3 separate regions of the Homo sapiens genome follow, and regions 2 and 3 are each linked to region 1. The links are chromatin loops, found by intact Hi-C in ENCODE. Cell type or tissue: Calu3. All regions are shown on one strand. Each heading gives the region's core, and the rest is flanking DNA. Links, peaks and the distances in the headings are about the cores only.

Region 1 (7,982 bases), core at 1,283-6,282:
TCTTTAGGTAGGACTGAAAGTATAACAGATAAAAACAAAACAATAACAACACATACACAGAGATAACTAAAAAAAATTTTAAATCACCACCACACCTCACTAGAAGAAACTTTCACTTATCTAAATATAATGTTACAAATTAACTCACATACAATACAGCTTCACAGTCCTAATTATCAAAGTGACCTCGAATGACATCATTGGGCTTCAAAAATATCATACATGTTTCCTTTCCCTCTTTTCATTTTTGCTTTTTTCTCTTTTTTATATAAGAAAATAAAAATAAAACCTTCTTCCTCCATGTTTTCAAGTTTTCCATAAAGCTTACATATTTGAATAGAGATTTACATAAATTGCTCAGAAAAAACACTGAAAGAATGAGATTTCTAAAACCTCTGGCTATCCATTCTGGTATTTAACATTACCCCCTGGCAGTTAATATTTAAATTCTGTTGACTATAATTTATGACTGTTTCCCAGATTGTGGGTGAAAATGAATAGATATGATTATCTTCCTCAAACACACTGAAAAATGTCTCCAGTTTTCCTCTCTCCAATGCAGGTATTTAGGTTTGCAGATTTAGAGACACCAGCCAATCCTAGCTTCTCAGTCTGTCTGCAGGCTGATAGGAAGGATGACTGATCTTCTAATACTTGATGAAAAGATGAGTAAATTTGACTGAATCTCTTCTGTCTCTGATTTTAATACAATAAATTATCTATTAATTATTATATTAATTAATTAATATGATATTAATATAATACAATTAATACTCTCTAGATGTATTAGTGAGTTACTGGCATGTGAAAAACCAATAAGAACCCTCTTTTTTTCCCTGCTCTTAATCAAACCAGTCCATTTGGACTTCTGTGCCTGCATCTGAGGCAGATTCACACAACGTCACCCAAAGTGCTGTCGAGGGGCTGCCTTCACTAACTCCTCAGGCAGCATGTGTTAGGTTGGTGCAAACTATAATTGCGGTTTTTGCCATTACTTTTAATAGAAGGCAAAATAGAAGGAAGGCTGCTTGTTAAAAATACAGACTCCTTGGAATTCTGCCCAAAATCTACTTTAAAGTCTCTGAGAACAAAATCCCTCTGCCTTCACATCTGCATTTTAACTGACTTCCTAGGTTTTTATACTGCTGCACAAGTAGATACACTTACAAACAACTCATTGGCACAGAAACATCCCTTCTGTATAATTGTAGACTGTTTAAATCTACATTTATCTTTATTTTGCACATGAAAAGTTCTAAATACCTTTGTTATTCTTTAACTTTTATTATTATTTTTTAAAAATGTTTTCCTCTTCAAACAGTCTATAAGTCAGTTTAAGAATGTGATTCCTGGAGTCACTTGCCCAAAGATATTAGGGTGATAGGGCCTAGAAGAGGAGCAGAACTGAAGAATCTGGAAACCCTCCCAGCAGAGATAGCTGTAGCTGCCTGAGCCCTGTGGGATTCATTTTTTCATCTGCTTAAGACCTCATCTGTATGACACACAGTGGCTTGGGAGAAACTGCATGTTATGTTGCAACTGAGTTGGGTCACACATTTAGCCTGTGTGGTGCTGCAAATAGTTCATAAATTAGGTGACATTTTTGTACTCCGTATATACTTTGGGTCTATGGGTTTGCCTAGGCTCTATGCCAGAACCCTGTGTTCTGACCCCTTAGGAAGTATATGCACAAGGAAGAAATGAGAAGGAGTTACAGATTGCCTTTTCCCTGTATTTCTTAGCAGGGACCTCTTCCCATTACCCAATCTTTACCAGGCAGAAGGGGCCAGACCCCTAACTGGTGCTGTTTATTGCCATTTTCCAGCAAGGTCTGGCCGTGAAAGTGAACCACGTGAATGTCTTGGGAGCCGCCTATGTTCAGCAGGTGTAACCTCACCCACTCTTGCTCATACATTTTCAGGCCAGGCAAGCTGTAGATCATCCCATTAATGGCTGAAAGGACAAAGAGTTGAAATCAATTAAAAATCTGTTGACACAGAGAGGGCGAGTGGTAAGGAAATATGGGGCAACCCACTCAACACCCATGTTCCTCATGATTCTGCATTCCCAGGCCTACCTAGCCATGGAAAGGGCCCTCTTGTATGTCACATTAGTGAGAGGCTAAAGCAGAACCACTAGTCCTTCTCATATCATTCACACCAGCCTACAGCAGAAGGCAGGGGGAACTCCCTTTCCAAGCAGTTTATCACTCTTTTCCTCAGCTTTTACAGTTCCGTGCTTTACCCGTGTATACTTTCCATTAACAGTCTTAATTTTCCTTAACTACAAAAGATAAATACAAATATGGGCAGACAAAGTAAACTCCAGGGATTAGAGTCAGCAAGGAGATATGCAGCATGTCACCTTAAGGCCTTCTAAATTCAGAGAAAGTTTCAGGCAAATTAGGAAGTCTAGGAGTTTATAAAATTAGGAGTTTATCGTTGGTGTATCCAGCAACCATAGCAAGTCATGTTTATTCTCTTATTGGTATGACAACTCCTCTGCCCACTTCTCAGATTAGATAACTAGGGTTCTCAGGCTTTATCTACTCTCCCCACAGTAAAATACGCGGATTTTTTAAAAAGTTCCTGAGAAACTTGATCACCTTAAAAATGTAACACAAAACTGTAAAGATAAAGTTTAGTGTTACCAAACGTTTAACTGAAACCAAAGTGAAGGAAGTGCTTTGTTTCCTCCTTCTTAAGTTAGAGGAACTGCTGTGAAATTTCAGAAACCAGGCAGGTGAATTTTTGGAGAGGGACGGGTTGAGATCATTTGGGCATCCTTCAAATTATATCAGGCGTGAGAACACCTATCTACATATTCATAACACAAGCTCGTACCTTTCTCTTCTCAGTTTCTGTTTCAGTTACTAGCTTACAGGGCAAATTTTCCTTGTGAATTTCCAAATAGGCACACTTTTCCCAGTGTGACCACCCAAATGCTCTCTTGCCACTATTCTCCTATTACCTGGGTACCTAGTTTCTTATCTCATTTTGTTCTCATATGCTTTGGGTGCCACCTGGTAGCTGCTGAGAGCTAAAACTGTTAGCGTCATTCTTATTTTAGAAAAGACACACAGGTGATCATTTCTTTTATATAAACACTTGTGCCTTTAGAGATCCAGAAACAAGCTTATTAACTTTAAATTGCAGAACAATGTTAATTCCTTTTCAATGTATGTTACCAGCTGAAGCACACTGGCTTTTTGTTGTTGTGGTTTTCTGTTGGTTTGTTTTGCAGCAGCTTCTCTGTGCTATCTTTCAGACTTTCTCTTTTTGCCTCACCCACAGTGTCACCTGCCAGATTACATCAGCCCTCTGGAATGTTAAGGAACCGGTTTTAGTTGTAGCTCTGGGTGTCTCAGAAGCATCTCATGTCTAATCTTGTGAATATCTAAGGGCAGAAATCACTGTGACCCAGTGTGATTTAATTAGGAGATTAGATCAAAGTCTGAGGAAAATACCGTGAAACTCATGGGATTTTTTCATTTCTGAGGATGTGAGTCTCCAAGAACTTCGGGACTTCTTTTCATAGTACCAGCTCTTCTTTTCATCAAAGGTCATAAATAGTAAGACAAATTCTCTCATGTCCATAGGCATGTTGCTGTCCTTATGTAGTATTCCTTTTTGGCAGATTAGGAGGGGACCTATCAAGCCTGAGTGAATATCTTTTTCCTGGAAAAACAGAGTAAATTGTATTGCCTCTTTCTCAGGAATTTCCTTGCTCTTCTGATAATCACTCATCATATAGAAAAGGAAACTTTCTGATAGGCTCTGAATTTGAAGATGAAGATTATAAATGAATGGCATAATAAGCCTGGATATTTATCACCTAATTCTGTTGTATTCATAATCCTCCTTCCTCTGATTGATCTTTATCCCAGTAACAATGATGATAATAATAAATTGATAATATAAGGGATACTATTTATTGAGAATCTATTACTATATTAAATGATTTGCCTGCAATCTCCCATTTAATCCTGACAACTATCTTATATGGTAAATATAAATTCATTCATTGAACAAATATTTACCAAGTGCTTACCATGCACTATGTACTGTTATCTCATTTTTAACTTCTGATACCAGGCTAAGAGAGGTCAAGGAATTTCCTAGGATTATGCATTGACAGGGTAAAAATTTAAATCTGAGTCTGTGCTCTTTCCACTATGCCTGAAATGGAGGAGTTGTTTCTCTTTTTAATTGACAGATAAAATTGTATGCATATACTGTGTATGACATATTGTTTTGAAGTATATATACATTGCAGAATGTCAGATAAAGGAGTCTTGACTTTGCAGTTCTTTTCATAAAGAAAGAGCAGAACATAGCTAATACTTGTTCAAGAAAATTTCAAATAAATGCCATCTTCTGTAAATGTAGGCATTCTAATTCATGGCCAATCATTCAAGTAATCTTTCCTCCTCTCCACTGAATAAATGTTTCTCTCTCTGTCATCTGAAGAGCTGCATGGAGAGTCCCTGGTTATGATAAATGCAGACTGTTAACCACACCCTTATGCATTCCTCATGAAAAGCAAGACAGACATTTGACAAGAAATAACCCCGACTCTTCCATTTGGTGGACTTCAGATTACGAGGTTAGGGGAATGAGAAAAACTTTCAATGAAAGTACCTACTGGGTTCACAGCTGAGTAGTAGGCCCAAGCCCGACAGGCAGAGCCAGGACTTTCTGGCCCTGATCGCTCAGTGGCATGCCATACGTAGGTATAACTGCTATTTGGCTGAACAGCATTATCTTCCTTAAACCATTCAGGAGAGTCATCTTCATAAGTCTTTCCCTCTGATGATTTTTCATAGGAAAGTCCATGGGCATGTAGAGAATACGGTCTGGATGCTAAATTTTTAAAACGAACCTAGGAAAAGGAATGATCCACAAATGTACTTAAGCTTAACAAAAATCTAAACCACAAAAATGTCAGCATTATAAGTCAAAATGGCTGGTTATAAAATCGGAGCTAAGATATAAGGTACAAAATAACTTATGTATATTATTTCATTTAATTTTCATAACCATCCTGTGAGATATGGCCCAAGTAGTTTTCTCCAGAAATACCAAAAGATATTTGTTCTTAGGCTCAAGGCTAAAGTACTGACATTATCTACTAATGAAATGAGAGTGATAGGTAGTGGAGATGTGAAGATGAAAGAAGCTTGATTCTTGTTCATAAGAAGCTTTTAAGCTCCTGCTGAAACAGACATGCACATGGGCATCCACACTACAAATCTGGAGACAACAGGTGCTATATACAAAGTCTAAGTGGGTTCAGATGACAATGCCCTGGAGGAACAATTTGGTTGAATATTTAGGAGTGGTTGGAAGAATTAAGGTAAGTTTCTTAGAGGAAATGGAATTGGCCATCATAGAATGAACAGGAGCTAGAAAGACATTTCAGACTCTCAGAAGGGCAGAAGGATGCCTGTGAGCAGGGGAGTAAAGGAAGAGTTTGGGGAATAGCAAGGATCTCGGTGGAACTGGGCTGTGAAATGCACAGGGACAGGTGGAACCTGGTGAGAAATGAGGCTAGAAAAGGAGCAGGTTGGGGCCAGATGGTAAAGGACTTAAATGCCATATGAGAAGTCTTCACACCCCAGCAGTCAGACCCATGAAGCTCCTCCCAGCCCTTCTATAACTTCTAGTGATTAAAGACTCCCTAATTGTCTGTTCCTTATTTTATTCTACAAAGCCAGCATCACCCTAATAACAAAACCTGGCAAAGACACAATGAATAATGAAAACTACCGGCCAATATCTCTGATGTACATAGACACAAAAATCTTCAACAAAATATTGGCAAACCAAATCCAGCAGCAAATTAAAAATTAATTCATCACAATCACATAGGCTTCATTCCTAGGATGCAAAGTGGCTCCACATATGCAAATCAATAAATGTGATTCACCACATAAACCGCATTAAAAACAAAAACAGTATCATCATCTCAATAAATGTGGAAAAAGCTTTTGATAAAACCTAACATCCCTTCATGATAAAAACCCTCAACAAACTAGGCATTGAAGGAACATACTTCAAACTAATAGGAGCCATCTATGACAAACCTACAGCCAACATCATACTGAATGAGCAAAAGCTGAAAGCCTTCCCCGTGAGAACTGGAACAAGACATGGATGCCCAATCTCATCACTCTTATTCAACATAGTACTGGAAATTCTAGTCACAGCAATCAAGCAAGAGAAAGAAATAAAAGGCAACCAAAGAAGAAAAGAAGTTAAAGTATCTCTCTTCATTGGCAATATGATTCTGTACCTAGAAAACCCTAAAGACTCCATGAAAAGGCTCCAGGAACTGATAAATGACTTCAGTAAAGTTTCAGGATGCAAGATTAATGTACAAAATCAATTATACAAAATAAAATGTACAAATGTACAAAATAGCATTTCTATACATCAGTAATGTTCAAACTGAGAGCGAAATCAAGAACGAAATCCCATTAAACATAGCCACACACACATACAAAATACCTAGGAAAACATCTAACCAAAGAGGTGAAAGATCTCTATAAGAAGAATTACAAAACACTGATGAAAGAAATCATAGATGACACAAACAAATGGAAAAACATTCTATGCTTATGTATTGGAAGAATCAGTATTGTTAAAATAGCCATTGTGCCCAAAGCAATCTACAGATTCAACACTATTTTTTAACAACTACTGGAATCATTTTCCTCAGGATTAGACAAAGCTATTCTAAAATTCATATGGAATCAAAAAAGAGCCTGAATAGCCAAAGCAATCCTAAGCAAAAAGAACAAATCTGGAGGTATCACAGTACCTGACTTGAAACTATACTATAAAGTTACAATAACCAAAATAGCATGGTACTGATACAAAAACAGACACATAGGCCAATGAAACAGAATAAAGAACCCAGAAATAAAGCCACACACTTACAACCACCTGAACTTTGACAAAGTCAACAACAACAGCAACAACAACAACAAAAAACAAGGGGAAAAGGACTCATATTTAATAAATGGTGCTGGAATAGCCGGCTACCCATATGTGGAAGAATGAAACTGAACCCCAATGAATCCAATGAAACTGGATTCATCATATACAAAAATTAACTCAAAATGGATTAAAGATTTAAATGTCAGACCTCAAACTATAAGAATCCTAGAAGAAAAACCTAGGAAACACCATTCTGGATATCAGCCTTGGGAAAGAATTTATGACTAATTCCTCAAAAGCATTTCAACAAAAGCAAAAATTGACAAATTAAACTAAAGAGCTTCTGCTCAGCAAAAGAAGCTATCTACAGAGTGAACAGACACAGAATAGAAAAAATATTCACAAAGTATGTATCTGACAAAGGTCTAATATCCAGAAACTATAAGATAGTTAAACAATTGAACAAGCGAAATACAAATAACCCCATTAAAAAGTGGGCAAAAGACATGAACAGATACTTATCAAAAGAAGACATACAAATAGCCAACAAATGTGAAAAAAATGCTCAACATCACTAATCATCAGAGAAATGCAAATCAATACCACAGTGAAATACCATCTCACACCAGTCAGAATGGCTATTAGTACAAAGTCAAAAAATAGATGCTGGTGAGGCTGTGAAGAAAAGGGAATGCTTATACACTGCTGCTTAGAATGTAAATTAGCCACTGTGGAAAGAAGTTTGGGGGTTTCTCAAAGAATTTGAAACAGAACTACTATTTTAAGGGAGGAGACCACCCCTCATATTGTCTTATGCCCAATTTCTGCCTCCAAAGAAAGAAGAAGTAAAAACTAAAAGGCAGAAATGAAATCCACAAGCAGACAGCCCGGCGCCACACCCTGGACCTGGTAGTTAAAGATCGACCCGTGACCTAATCGGTTATGTTATCTATAGATTACAGACATTGTATAGAAAAGCACTGTGAAAATCCCTGTCCTGTTCTGTTCTGTTCTAATTACTGGTGCATGCAGCCCCCAGTC
Region 2 (5,000 bases), core at 1-5,000, 140 kb before region 1:
CCTTCTTCTCCCAGACCTTTATCCACCACATTCTCCTATTTAACAAAACTGACAGCCCTTCTTCCTTAGTGTCTCTTAAACTTTTCAGTCCCATTGCTTCAAGGTGCCATCATTTCTTAGCTAGATTATTACAATAACCTCCCTTTTTCTGTTCTTATGTCTGCTTATGCATACTGCTTCCCCCATCCCCCACACTGTGTATAGAATGATCTCTCTGAAAGGCACCCTGCATAAAATCCTTCCCCATCACTTTCAGGCTAAAATACAGAAACCTTTCTGTTCATATTAGTGGGTCAGTCTCCTGCTCCTGAATTCCCTTAGCATTTTGTTTCTCGCTCTATAAAGACCTATAATGTAATAACATCTTTATAGTATTTGAGAACTTATTTTCTCCTCTAAATTTATAAGCAATGTTAAGGTAAGCCCTTCATCTTTGCTTATCCTCTAATACCAAACAAACTTCCATAAAAATAGAAGGATCTCAAAAACTAAATTGAAAAAGCAGTCTAGTTGAAAAATAGAGGTGCTAAAGTAAGTTGATGGCTCTTAAATGATGCCAGGACATTCTTAGAGTAGTGATGGCTCTTTGGGTTTGGTGGTAACTTAGAAGGGAAAAAAAAAATCTGCAGGACCACATGACCGCTAGGGAAACAGGCATCACCAACCATTCCAGAAAGCTGCTTTGAACAAGCCTTATATAAGAAAGAGAGAAAGCACTTTTCCCAATTCATTTCAGAATTCTTTCCAATTGCAGTGCTTGCTACCTTTGTACCATAACCCAAACACATCATGTGGTGATGACTGGGAAAATAGGAACATGAGAATCAAGAGCTGTGAGCCAGGCACGTTATCCCTGCCCTTAACTGGAGAAATTTTTTCAGCTCAAGAGTTCCTGTTTTGGGTCTCAGTAAAGGAGACAGATTAGGAAAAATCAGAGCAGAAGAAGAATTAGGAGAGCATTGTGTTGTGGAACCCAGGAAACAAAAAGTGGCTGTAATCATAAAATACTGCATATAAATTAGAAAAAGAGAAATGAAAAGCCATTGATACTACAGATAAAAAGTTATCAAGGATTTTGAAATATCGTTTCCATAGAAGAATAAAAACAAAATCCTGATTCTGAGCAGTTGAATGAAAGATTGAAGAGGGGAAGTAGTAAGTCCATTTTGGTTAAGGAAAAGAAATTGACATCACTTAATGATATAATTGACATGTAAAAAAACTGACCTCCTGGGGGGCCGAGGCAGGCAGATCACAAGGTCAGGAGATCGAGACCATCCTAGCTAACACAGTGAAACCCCATCTCTATTAAAAATACAAAAAATGAGCCGGGCATGGTGGCGGGCGCCTATAGTCCCAGCTACTCGGGAGGCAGAGGCAGGAGAATGGCGTGAACCCAGGAGGCAGAGCTTTCAGTGAGCCGAGATCGCGCCACTGCACTCCAGCCTGGGCCACAGAGCGAGACTCCATCTCAAAAAAAAAAAAAAAAAGACATAATGATATAACCTCATTTTCTTCTATGTTTTCCTGCTTTCCTACCAATATCTGTAAAACATTAACGTCATTATTTAAAAAAATATGTAACCTAGATAATATAGTAATCAGACATCATTGTTAAATTTACAGCTTAAGGAAGTAAGTTGTCTTTTCAATCAGATTAGTCATTCTGTTTTTTTAGTAATAGTTATATATTAATGAAGTGAAACTTTATAGGTAGGTATACATCAATGAAATCTTAGGCTTTTACCATCTATATTGCATACTTCTGACATTATATCTTATTTTCCTTAGGTTCTAAGAATTTTAGATCCAGTTACCTGCAAAGAGAGTTCACCTGATAATCCATTTTTTGAGTCTTCACCAACCACCTTACTTGCTACAAAGAAAAATATTGGACGATTTCATCCCTATACTAGATATGAAAATATAACTTTCAATTGCTGCAATCACTGCCGGGGAGAACTGATTGCCCTTTAACAGTCAATATGTTGGAGGCATGCTAAGGTACTTCCTTATTACCCAAGAGTCATTATTATTTGGGAGCTGGGGTTCTTACAATGCTAGAAATAATATCACTTCCTATTTACATAATGTATACACCCAAAGATATTTTATGTACTAGACTCCAGATTACCCTTTCTTAATAAATATCTCAGGGTAAGGAAAGAAAGAAACTGTATAGATATATTTAAAATAGAGAATACTTTCCAAGCAATACATGATACTTTTCCTAAAAGACTCTAAAAGAAAAAGATTCTGTAACTCTCTTTTAGCACCAAATTATTGTTTATCTTGCTGGATATTTTATATGAACAGTGTTAATTTAGATGCACTAAAGCAAAGGTAGGCAAACTACAACCATGAGTCAAACATGGCCACACCCATTCATGTGCTATTGTCTAAGCTGGTTTTGCACTACAACTGCAGAGTTGAATAGATGCAGCAGATCCTTTACAGAAAAAGTTTTCTGACCTCAATTCTAAAGTAATTGTAGTAGGGAGCTGGAGGACTTTCTTTCCCTTTATGGTAATTTTTTGAGCTACAAAAGAGCCTTGCAGAAATGGGTGAAGGGATTAATCTTTTAAAAATAAATGCTATATATTAGGAAAATAAAAAATATTTTAGAGCCAAGTTAACAAGTACTTCAGCAAAACATGCTAGTTTTATGCAGGGGATTCTGTATTCCAAATGGATACAATCCGACATATATAAAAGAAACAGATTCTTAACTATTGACTCTTATTTAGCAAATGCAACAGACAAGAATATCCAACTTGATATTTATAAAAGGTAGACTTTTTCCAAAAGTGTATAAGCTCAAAGAAAAAATGCAACCTGTCAATTAATATATACTATGTAATATATATTATTGTGTATTTATGATTAGCCATCATAAATGCCCATTGCTTGGCCTTTAAGAATAATCACAAAATATTTATATTAAATTATACAAATTTGTTGCAGAAGTGCCTGTGAGAGAAATCTTCAAAAGACAAACCTGGTCAAATAATAATAATTTTAATGTCAATGATTTTTTTTGTCTGACTCATCTGAGTTATATTTAGTTTTCAAGTGGCAATAAATTTATCTACCTTCTTTATTGCGACTATTCCTTTTTTCCCCCAGAATTAGTGCTTTGGTTTAGGTCTTTGTCTAGCTTAACTACTTCCAATTGATTCTTCAGCCTTTTCTTTTAGGTTTACTTACTATAAAAGTCTCAGAAGAAAGCATAAGGGGAAAGCTTCGTGACATTGTATTTGGCAATGATTTCTTGAATATGACAACAGAAGCACAGGCAACAAAAGAAAAAATAGATAAATTGAATTTCATCAAAATTTCAAATTTTTGTGCATTAAAAGATGCAGTGAAAAGGCAACACAGAGAATGGGAGAAAATATTTGCAAATCATATATCTGATAACTGTCTAGTGTCCAGAATATATAAAGCACTCCTACAACTCAACCACCAAAAAACAACCCAATAAAAATTAGCAAAGGGGCTGGGCATGGTGGCTCATGCCTGTAATCCTAGCACTTTGGGAGGCTGAGGCAGTCAGATCACCTGAGGCCAGGAGTTCAAGACCAGCCGAGCCAAGATGGCGAAACCCCATCTCTACTAAGAATACAAAAAATTGGCCTGGCGCAGTGGCTCACGCCTGTAATCCCAGCACTTTGGGAGGCCGAGGTGGGTGGGTCACCTGAGGTTAGGAGTTCAAGATCAGCCTGGCCAAGATGGTGAAACCCCCGTCTCTACTAAAAATACAAAAAATTAGTTGGGCATGGTGGCGGGCACCTGTACTCCCAGCTACTCGGGAGGCTGAGGCAGAGAATTGCTTGAACCTGGGAGGCGGAGGTTGTAGTGAGCCGAGATCGCGCCGCTGCACTCCAGCCTGGGTGACGGAGCGAAACTCTGTCTCAAAAAAAAAAAGAATACAAAAAATAAGCCGTGTGTGGTAGTGGACGCCTGTATACCCAGCTACTGGAGAGGGTGAGGCAGGCGAATTTCTTGAACCTGGGAGGTGGAGGCTGCAGTGAGCCGAGATCGCGCCATTACACTCCAGCCTGGGCAACAAGAGTGAAACTTCCTCTCAAAAAAAAACAAAAACAAAAAAAATTAGCAAAGGACCTGAATAGACATTTCTCCAAAAAGGATATATAGATGGCCAATAAGCACATCAAAAGATGCTCAGCATAACTACTCATTAAGGAAATGCAAATTAATACCACTTCACATCCATTAGGATGGCAGTTATCAAAAAAGCAAATTATAAATGTCAAAGATGTGGAGAAATTGGAACCCCTATGCATTGTTTGTGGGAATGTAAAATGTTGAAAACAGTGTGGCAGATCCTCAAAATATTAAACATAGAGTTACCATATGGCCTAGCAATTCTGCTTCTAGGTAGATTCCCAAAAGAAAGCAGAAACTAGAATAGGTATTTGTACAACAGTGTTCACAGCTGCATTATTCACAATAGCCAAAAGGTGGATGTAACACAGTGTCCATCGATGGATGAATAGATAAACAAAATCTGGTATATACATGTGAAGAAATACTATTCAGCCTTAAGGAATGAAATTTGATGCTACAATGTAGATGAACCTTTAGAATATTATACTAAGTGAAATAAGTCAGACACAAAAAGTCAAATGTCAAATGATTCCATTTATATGAGTTCCTAGAAGAGACAAATTTGTAGAGATGGAAAGCAGAATAGTGGTTATCAGGGACTGGAGAGAGTGTAGAATGGGAAGTTTTTATTTAGTGGGTATAGAATTAGAGATTGGGATGACAAAAATGTTCTGGAGATAAACAGTGATGATGGTTGTACAACAATGTCAGTCTACTTAATGCTACTGCATTGTACATTTAAAAAATATTTAAAATGGTAAATTTTACACGTTACAATTAAAAAACTAAAAAAAAATTATATACACTTTTGTAACCACAAACTCGTGGCACACTTCTGCAACTGTTGGTTTAACAGTGTCAATAACAAT
Region 3 (5,000 bases), core at 1-5,000, 64 kb before region 1:
AAATATTTAAAGATATAATCTAAAGCTCCTACTGAAATAGAAGATAAATTTAAAACAATTTTGATTAAAAAGAGAAAATATACTGTAAAATATTTATTTAATAAAAATAATTTTATAATCTATACAGAATTGAATAAAAAGTACAACAAATTATTTTCACTTATTTACAAAACTGCATACAGTACAACTTGCACATTGAGTTCAGCATTCTATAAATATGGCCACATACCAAGATGTGAACATATTCTTGTCTTATATAAGAAAAGGCTCAGGTTGTATGCCACAAACTTTGAATTAAATTCCAGGGAAATATTGCTTTGGTAACATGAACAATTTGTACCACATTCCATTAAAAAAAGATTTAATAAAATCCCTCAAACAGCACTTTTCTACTTGTTTCGGAGTACACAATTCCCAAATTAGCACAAACAAAACAAAGCAAAAAAAGAAAAACAGACAGAATGTAAAATGAAGGTTGCTACTTTTATGATATCACTTCCCTTTCCCTTCCTTAGCTAGTGTTCTTTTCCTTTCCCTTAATAGTAAAGGATGGTGAATAGAAAATGACCTATTCTTATCCCCATCCATTTGCTTCTAGGATTCCTGCTTAAACCAAATGAGTATGTCGACTTTGCAATCTTGACACACTATTATTAACACTGTTCAGCTGTGTCATTCTAAAAAAGTTAATACCCCAGTTAAAAGCACCTATCTAGATTCTTTTCAAGATAAGGCAACAAAGTCAGCTTTAAAATAGTTTTCATGTCTGACATATACTAGCAGCCCCTTGGTAGACTGATTTCAGAATTAAATGCATATAGAACATTTTTTCAAGTAACTTGGTAATGAAATCACTAGCAATTTTAAGCAAATATTCAAGATGATCTACCTTTAGAAACAAAGGCAGATTTAAGGTAAAAAAATGCAGGAATCACATCTATCCTAGTTCCTGTCCCATTGAAATAATTGAAAAGAGGCTCAGTTTATGAAAAAGGCCTTGGACTAATGCAATTCCTATTGACATCTTTACTTGGATAAGAAAAACAAATTAATATAAAAACTATAAATAGGGATGAAATTATTAAAAAAAGATTTTTCATTTTATTTTGGAAATAAAAGGGAATACAAATACAAATGGCCTAGTTACATCTTTAGCCTATATATGAACTTTTAATCTTGGAATTAATAGTCCTTCATATTGAAGATTTAAAGACAAGCAAGCGTACCTTAAGCTTTCTTAAGTCTCTTCATTTAGCAGGCTTCAAAACTTGCCTTATTTTCTAACTAAATGAGCTTCTCTGGGAAGCATATGAATAATGCAAAAACGTACTTCTAAACAAATTTTACAGAAATAAATAATCGTCACAATGGGAACCAAGAACATTCATATGATGAATTTTTTTAAAATAACTTAAAATTAGAAATGATACGTACACCTTAAAATACAGAACACTAAACCAGAACAAATATTGCCAGTGATAGAATAACTATGTAGAAAGACCAATGTACATGAGTAACACAGAAATAAGAATTAAATTGAATAGAGGCAGATGCTGTTAGAACATATTTCCATCCATCATGACTTGCAACATTTTGTGGCCTCTGTGGAGCCCTGGTCCCACCAGGCCAAGCATCTGGCTAAGTAGATACAGACATATGTGACCTATAAAACACCAAACTCACTTGCTAATGAAGTATACAACACCATGTGCTGCTTTGATTGCTCTTGACTGGTTTTTAAAATCAAGTTCACTTTTGAATCAGAAAAAAAGTCATCCTTAAATTAGCTCTCATAAATAATCCATGAAATAAACTTTACTTCTGGCTCCTCTGAATAGTATCATGTTATTCCCGGAACACAAGGTATTAGTCAAGTGGCTGCTGTGAAGTCAAGAAATGCACATTCATAAATATATGTCTACGCTTTAAAAAATCAAACACATCCAGGCAGTTGCTGTGCAGAGTTCTTGCTATAAGAAGAAGCCCTTCAGCAGTATATTATGAAGTGGTTACTTGAGAACTTGATTGTGGATCTTCCAGCTTTCTACATTTCTTCATAACACTGACTGCACCACTGGCCAGGAAAACCACAGCGATGAGTGCAAAATAACTGGCATAGATCAAAAACTAGAAGGGGGAAAAGCAGTTTATTGAATTATCAATGACAAGAGGATTACTCTATAATAAAGTATATTCAGAATTTGTCCATAAAGCCTCAAAAAATATTGCATACTTACACCACGTGCCAGACCCTGAAGACACAAAGCAGCATCACAGCACGGTGGTACTAAATAAAGCCTGACTGCCTGAGTGTGAATCCTGACTTCATCCCTTACAAGCTGCGTGAACTTGATTGAGATACTTCATCTCTGAGCCCTTCTTCACTTACAAAATGGAATTCATAGTAGTTCTCACTTTACAGCGATGTTGGTACCCATCAGTGAGATCATAAATGCTTATTAGCACAATGCTAATGCTGTTAGTATTACTTTTATTGTTGTTGCTGTTATTGTTATAATTCAGTCCTGGTCTCTGCCTTCAAGCTGATAGGTGGGTACAAATAGGCCAAATTCTGAAGATCAAGAACTTCTCTATTTTTCCCCAGAAGAGGGCAGCGGCAGGTCAACTATATTCCATTACAGGATTACTTAATGTAAGAATTCTTCCCTAAGACAATTTTTTTTTTTTAAGTTCTGGGGTACATGTGCAGAATGTGCAGATTTGTTATATAGGTATACGTGTGCCATGGTGGTTTGCTGCACCTATCAACCCATCATCTAGGTTTTAAGCCCTGCATACATTAGGTATTTGTCCTAATGCTCTCCCTTCCCTTGCCTCCCACCCCCCAACAGGCCCCAATGTGTGTTGTTCCCCTCCCTGTGTCCATGTGTTCTCATTGTCCAACACCGACTTATGAGTGAGAACATGCAGTGTTTGGTTTTCTGTTCCTGTGTTAGTTTGCGGCGGATGATGCCCTAAGCGAAATTTTAATGTGACTATATGGTTTATTAACATCATCATCATCATCATCTTCTTAAAATAACATACTAAATACTTACAAACTGGTTCAAAAGTACAATGAGAGTATGGCCTTAAATCACTGAGCCAGTTTCTTTCAATGTTGGCTACACTTCTGCAGGAAGCCATTAATCAATCATGGCAGTTAGGGTTTCAGCACCACCCATAAAATCCTATTATTCCACGTGTTTAAATCCACCATTTCTATAAGAATCTGCTGACAAATTTCCACTTCCAATGACAGCCATGTTTCCCTCAACTGTAATAGTCCTGGGAACTCTCCCTTATACAGGGAGGATGGCAAGCACTTAAGTTTCTCTCCTACTTTCCATCCTGAAATAAGTTTTGGGGTTAGATGTTGGTTTAACTCTAAGCTCTGGAACACTACTAGTGATGGTATGGACAAGTCACTTAACATCTCTCAGACTCATCTTCTTCATGTCTAATACAGCAACCCTACAAATCCTATATAAAGCACTTGACACGTAGAGGCACTCAATGCACATTGTCTATTATTACTATTTCTCTCTTAGATCGCTTCAGTAAAAACAAAGTTAATTACGGCTAATATGTTGGGAAGAAATCATTTGGGTTGGGATGGGGGTGGGAGTAAATACTTCTTGATTCATTCAGTTGCCCATTTTACCAAAGTACAAAACAAGATATACTTAAAACTCACAATGCATGAAGGCATATACAACTATACAATTCCTGAACGTAAAAAGTATTCACATTGTTGTTGGGTGTTGGTGCAAGTTTCTCAATAGTCATAAGTTACAAATCATAATGTTGTTCATCAGCAGCAAGGCATTACCGTGGTATTTGGGTGAGGGGTGTTTTAAATAAAGAAGGGAGGAGACTTAAAGAGTTGTGAGATGAAGCAGGGAATCTCAAACATGGGATACAGTATTCCAAGCATAGATTTAAGTATAGAGGGAAATAATGGATGAGGAAGCAGAAGGTCTTGGTCTGTAAGGAATCAATATTACCTCTCAGCTGAAACAGCCCCATTGGGCTGATGAGTTACACTCGGGAATGTTCTAAGACCTGACAATCCCAACACCCTCCCAGGAGAAAAGAACTAAGGATAGGGGAGAAGATGTTGAATGAAGGAAGGAGGGTATGCTTTTACTTTACATCTGTTCCCTATTGTTTGGATTTGTTTTCATTAAGCATACATATACTTCTGTCACCCTGATCAAGTCACACATACTACCTTCGATGCCAAAGGAGAGATCTTACCTGAGTGGTAATTTCTAATCCAAGGCCACTGGCATCTACCACAATTAGAGTGAGCAGCGTCTGCAGTGCCAGGGCAATGAAGGTATTTACACCAAATACTAGGGCATAGCGTTCCATGCTGAGGTTTGCAGCAATTTGAAAACTTAAAAAAAAATAAAAGAGTGAATAAATAAGAATTACTTCTGGAGTACTTATAATATTTATTCTAAATAAAAGTAAACATTTATCTTTAAACATGAAGAGTCCTTCTTTCTACTGTCAATTGCCTTTCCAACCAAATGAAAACATTCTGCAACTAAATGATATAAATCTCATGCAAACATCTGAAAACAGTAGGAACATACAAACATGGGAATAAACAAAACTTGCCTAAATGCTTCCTCAGGAGAAAAACTGATAATGCACATATAATACAATGCTTCCTCCCATTTGCCTCATTTAACTAGAAACTTGAATATTTTGGTTTGTAAAGAAACCAAAAAATTTATCCTGTTACAATTTTTCCTAAGGCTTCTATGAGCCAAAATACATACGTTGCTATCGTGATGAGTAACATGTAGATGATTCTGAAGACAACATAGGATGCATAGCACACCCAAATGTTACCCACAGTGTCCATGATATACACTGCAGCAGCAATCAGGAGAGAAAAGAGAGATAATGTCATTTCTCCCCAAGTTGACCAGGATATTTTTATATAACCAACTGCAAACACAGCAACAGCACCTACAGAACAAACA

What was found. Hi-C counts contacts between places; a loop is a spot of excess contacts. Peaks named below come from ENCODE experiments on the same cell type or tissue, not always from the same donor. Only the 100,000 strongest peaks of a DNase experiment are listed, where the experiment ranks them.
Region 2: a loop joins it to region 1, with 2.7 times the contacts of the local background. A loop is called at or near these places in 2 of 110 quality-filtered maps.
Region 3: it touches region 1 in a loop (5-fold over the local background); 8 of 110 quality-filtered maps call a loop at or near these places.

The regions. Positions count from the first base shown.
Region 1 is chr1:169,526,142-169,534,123 of GRCh38, forward strand. F5 (coagulation factor V) reads right to left here. Exons shown (of 25, transcript NM_000130.5): 15 at 4,645-4,881; 16 at 3,467-3,677; 17 at 1,774-1,953. Among named protein-coding and RNA genes, the nearest start is that of SLC19A2, 44 kb to the left of the region's middle. RefSeq lists a silencer at 466-666 and an enhancer at 5,465-5,634. In Calu3, for the core only: no CTCF peak of the experiment used is centred there; DNase peaks (open chromatin) are centred at 1,840 and 3,320.
Region 2 is chr1:169,385,206-169,390,205 of GRCh38, forward strand. BLZF1 (basic leucine zipper nuclear factor 1) reads left to right here. Exons shown (of 7, transcript NM_001320973.2): 7 at 1,792-3,100. The coding sequence ends at 1,977. Among named protein-coding and RNA genes, the nearest start is that of BLZF1, 20 kb to the left of the region's middle. In Calu3, for the core only: no CTCF peak of the experiment used is centred there; no DNase peak of the experiment used is centred there.
Region 3 is chr1:169,463,851-169,468,850 of GRCh38, forward strand. It overlaps SLC19A2 (solute carrier family 19 member 2), which reads right to left. Exons shown (of 6, transcript NM_006996.3): 4 at 4,794-4,986; 5 at 4,261-4,402; 6 at 59-2,127. The coding sequence ends at 1,999. Among named protein-coding and RNA genes, the nearest start is that of SLC19A2, 20 kb to the right of the region's middle. In Calu3, for the core only: a CTCF peak has its summit at 2,602 (motif pointing right); a DNase peak (open chromatin) is centred at 2,621.